Regions from separate parts of the Mus musculus genome. Here region 1 is linked to region 2. The links are chromatin loops, found by intact Hi-C in ENCODE. Cell type or tissue: heart. All regions are shown on one strand.

Region 1 (2,500 bases), 230 kb after region 2:
ATTCTGTACATGAACAGCAGTAACTTGTGTTGCAGAATATTTGATCTCATTGTGAACCCTGAAATTGTGTTATTTACTGGAAAACCCTGTTTCTAATTGTGGTGTGACTCTGCCCTTAGCACACACCTTTAATCCCTCTGGCTGGAATAGAGACACACCCATAGTACATACCTTTAATCCCCAACAATGAAGGTAAAGTTAGTTTGTAGGAGGAAGCTCCCATGTTTGAAAGTGATGTCTAATTGAGTGGCAGACAAAGTGACAAATCAGAGAAAATTTTGACAGAATAGGATATGCCCCACTTCCATGAGAAGAGGGAGGAAAGAGAGTCTACTTCAGAGTAGAAAGAAAGAAAGGAGGTGGCAGCTTTCCTGGGACAATTGTACAGAGACAGATTGCAGAGAGAAAACAAGCCAGACACAGGTGAAGACAGAATGAGAAGGAACCAGAAGTTAGAACAGATTGCTAGAGTTAATGTGAATGAGTCAGCAGAAGCTGAGAGAAGTTAGACTGAATCATTATTCAGTTTGTAGAGGAGTAGAGACAGAACCAGCCAGCCAGAGCTCAGAAAGAATTAGAAAGGGTGAGCTTATTCAGCAGTAAGTCTCAGAGGCTGAAAACATGCTAGGCCTAGATTAGATTGTACAGAGGCAGGAAGGTTCCCGGACTAGGCCTAGGTTGGCAGACTGAGGCAGTAAGCTTTGGAAATGACAATAACTTCAGGTGAATAAAAGTTAAATTTTCACAAACTTGTGTAACTGATATACTGTATGATTGTAACTCTTAATAGTAAAAAGAAAGATATATGTCAAAAGTAGTCTATCTCCGTTTCTAAGTTTGTTTGTCCAGGGTGATAGTCCCTTTCCTGATGATACATATGAAAAAACCTTCATAGCATTTCTAAGTTAGAGTGACATTGAGCATGTAGCTTTAAGGCTACTATCTAGCAGTTATAAATACTTGGAGAAACTCATGAAAACTAGATGATTGGTGCTAGTGTATTAATTTACAAACAAGTAAGGTGAGGCTTAGGAAGTGTACATAATTTTAACAAAGTCTATCAGGTAGGATGCAACAAAGCTAGTATTTAATGCCAGTCTTGTTAATTACTTTCAGTCGAGGCATAGTGTTTTGGAAGTGACATTTTTAAACTATGGTAGTATTTGTGTTCTAGTGGAAATGCTGGATCTGAAAGATAACTGGTCGAGAAGAAAAGGAGGTTTATTTAACTCATAGCTTTGGAAATTGAAAGTCCAAACAGAGTAGTACAGGCTCTGTAGTATGGAGTGCTATGGTGGACATACATGCAGGAGCAAGCAGTAGGCACAGAGGGAATCAGAGATACTTTGGAGAAATTAATTCAGTTATTAAAATTATTCCCCAGAGGGAATCAGAGATACTGGGTAATCTGTTTTTTTCTAACGACTCCTTCATAAGAACTACAAGGGGGTCTTCCGGGAAATACATCTTTCCTCCATTGACCTTTATAAACACTGTCCTGCCCTACTGTGAAAGTCTTACTCACAGCCACCTTCCAGACAAGGTCTTACTCACAGTGAACCCTGGGGGACAGCTGGATTATATCCAAAACATAGCTCTTGCTATTGAATAGATACCAGCTTCTTACCTTATTTAAGGACAAATATAGGATCAGAGCACATTATTTAATTTTTTTTGTTGCTATCTCTACTTCTCATATAGCACATACATGATATACTTAAATTCTAAATGAAAGATTGCATGTTCAACCTGAATGCTAAACTTTCATAATTTCCAAATGGTTTTATACATTTACTCACTATTAATTAAATTTCTGATGTAGAGGATGCTGAATTTATTCTTTCCATTTTTTTCATAAAGAATTTGTCTTCTGTGTAGAGATGATGAGTTTTAATTTGGATAGATTTAAAAATAAAAAATATGAAAATAAGCTAAACCGAACATAATAACTGCTTTTCCAGTTCTGGGATATTTTTGTCTTTTCTTGTGCTTTTTAGGTATGCACAAAGCCACAGACAGTCATATAAATAAAGTTGAAAGTTAAATTTAGTGACTGTATTTCAAAGAACATTAGAGAATTGTTTTTTCAGAGGAATTCTATGGCTAACAATCTATTTAAAATTATAGGGACAAATATTTTTATTGGCTGGGTCTTGAGCATCAGAAAAATAGCATTGTTTTGGCACTAGCTCCCTTTTAAGATGCCTTGCTTGTGAATTGAATCTTTTTATATTGTAATTTAGAAAATTCACTATAATAGTTACAGAAACTTTTACTCGGTATTGTAGTGTATCTCATTTTCTTTGAGGATTAAAGTGTTTGAAAAATTGTGGCTTGAAATGTAAGCAACCAAAATTTCTAAATTTGAACCTTTGGAGAAATTAATTTAGTTATTAAAATCATTCCCCAGTGATTTGACTAATATAAAGTTTGTGTTTTATAAGTATACACTGGAGAAAGAGAGAAATAAAATCCATATTCAACATTCTGCAGCTGTAAC
Region 2 (2,500 bases):
TCCACCCTCTCCTAGACACACACACACCGGACCAGGCTTCAAGGGTGGGTATGGCCTTACCCCTGCACAGTAATCTCCACTGATGGTGACCCGCTGATACTCAGGCATAGCATAGGGTGCTGGCCCAGGCTTAGAAGTAGCTCCGGGAACCAGAGGGGTTGCAGGAGACATGGCAGGACTGGCAGTTGGAGGACCTTTCCAGTCTTGTTGTGTTGGCATCTGCAGGGACAAAGACTGCGACCGGATCATCTTGAAACTCTTCTTTCTAAGAGCCAAGGACAAGGGACAGGGGAGACATCAGCTGCTCATAGGGAGAATCTCAGGCGGCAAGAAGTTCCACTGTCATCAATCCCTGGTGCTGGGTATCATTAAGAAGTCTCTGGTGGGCTGAGGAGATCACTCAATGATAAAGCACTTGCAGTACAAGTGTGAGGATGTGAGTTGAGAACTCCAGCAATCACATAGAAAGTGGGTATCACCATGGACATCAGTAACCCCAGCACAAGCGAACCCCAGGGGTCCTCTGGTTAGTCAATTTAGCTGAAATAGCTTTGGAGTCAGTCCAGAGACTCTGTCTCAAAAAATAAGATGGAGTACGACATTAACCTCTGGCCTCTGCACCTGTATCTGTACCTGCATTCATACACATTTCTGGTTGCTTATGACTTCCTCCTCCCAGCCTTGCAGATACTGCATCTGAGGCATGCCTCATTGCCAATGGTGGAGTCTTTGGGACCTGTGGCACATGGCAGTAGGTCAATGTGACAGAGCAGAGACAGACAGACCAAGATCCACACTGCGGGGGCTTCAGTATATAAGGGTGACACTGTGTCAGAGAGGCATTCCCCCAGGAGCAGACAGCATGTTCTCTTCCAATAAGCCAAACTCTTTAAGCCCTGACAAATGAAGTCTCTGGAAAGATGTGGTCAAGGACACAAAGACACAACATTGTATTTTAGTTACAAACGCAGGCACGGGAAGCAGAAGGGATGGAGAGTGATCAGTTTGTCAGCCTCCTTGGTTAGGGCCCAGAGACAGAAGGGGCCTTATACAAAATCACACAGCAAGGCTTTCTCCAGCCATTAGCCAGCTTCTCCTTCCTCAAGCCTGATGTTTGCCATCCTGGCGGCAGCTGGGGCTGGTACAGACCTGCATCCATCTCTTCTATAGGAGAGGGGTTGATGGGCACCAGGATGAGGCCTGGACCCTGAACCTGTTGTTCTGGCACTGGAAGACGAGACCACAAGGCTGGTTTAAAATGCTGCAAGCTCATGATTACTTGTAAGTCTGATTTGTGATGACATGGCTTCCTTTGTTAACAAAAATCCAAACTGTTTCAGCTGATGTCACTCCAAGTCCTGTGATCCCCGGGAAGGAAATTACTCAGCACTGGGACAATGCCAGCAGCAACCGGACTCACCCTCTAAGTAAGCCCCCGGCTAAACGCTTTCTTCTATGGGGCTTAGTGGTCACGATGTCTCTTCATGGCAATAGGGAGGCAATGAAGACTTCCCTGGTGACACTGGGTATGGGAAATCAATCCATCCCCAAGTTAGCCTCATGCTCATCCAGAAACAGCCAGCTTCCTGCTGGCACCATCCAGGACTCCTCCCTACCCAACCTTCCATAATCCAGTTCACCTCGCCTGCTTGCCACAGGTCTCTCTGCCCTAAGGACCTGTGTTTCCACTTCCCTGGGACAAGGATGTTCACACCTGAGAGATGAAACTGGTCTCTTCTCAGGAGGTGCCTCCACAGGGACTTGCATGGCTGACAAACCAGGCTGCTTCAGGAGCCCTAACCAGAACCCCAGGAACCCCCAACCCTGGCCTGTTGTCCTTCACCTGTTGCTGAGCCAGCTTCCTACACTGAGAAAGATAGATGTCAGGGTGGGCCAGCCAGTCAGTCAGTGTTAGAGTCACCCTAAGCACAGAGTCCCCCTATAAGGAATCTTTTGGACATCTTGACTCTGCTCAGCTCATCCCATGAGTCACCAGTTCCTGTGTCACATCAATGTGTGTGTTTCGTCTTATGCCAACACCATCCCCTATGCCTTAGTCTAGCCTGGGGTTCATCCAACCAAGGAGAAGCAATGGGTAACTTGTTAGGTTAGCAACAGGTAAAACAGACAAACAAACAAACAAACAAAACACACAGGCAAAAATCTGGAAGACTGCCTAAGCCAAGCACTCACCAGGGTTCTCCTATGAGTGCCTCAATAGGAAAGAACATGTCTGTCACACTGAGGAAGACGATACCCAGCTGGTACCCAGAGAACTCTCCTTCGTGCCCATTATTCACTGTGGCCCCAGTCAGACTGTCACACATGAATGGAGATGTGGCTCAGTTGAGAGAGGGCTTGCCTAGAATTCATCAAAGCCCCACGTAAATCAGAAATGATAACACACACACCTGAAACTGCAGCAACCAGAAGGGAGAGTGAGAAGAATCAGAATTCAAGGTCATAACATGCTAGTCATTGAGTTCAAGGACAGCCTGGG

The links. Hi-C counts contacts between places; a loop is a spot of excess contacts. Peaks named below come from ENCODE experiments on the same cell type or tissue, not always from the same donor. Only the 100,000 strongest peaks of a DNase experiment are listed, where the experiment ranks them.
Region 1: it touches region 2 in a loop (2.3-fold over the local background); 2 of 42 quality-filtered maps call a loop at or near these places.

Annotation. Positions count from the first base shown.
Region 1 is chr7:110,553,442-110,555,941 of GRCm38, reverse strand. The region is part of intron 2 of Sbf2 (SET binding factor 2); the gene reads left to right. Among named protein-coding and RNA genes, the nearest start is that of Gm46027, 51 kb to the left of the region's middle. In heart, no CTCF peak of the experiment used is centred here; no DNase peak of the experiment used is centred here.
Region 2 is chr7:110,786,375-110,788,874 of GRCm38, reverse strand. It overlaps Ampd3 (adenosine monophosphate deaminase 3), which reads right to left. Exons shown (of 15, transcript NM_001276301.1): 3 at 61-265. Among named protein-coding and RNA genes, the nearest start is that of Gm39069, 6.8 kb to the right of the region's middle. In heart, no CTCF peak of the experiment used is centred here; a DNase peak (open chromatin) is centred at 1,384.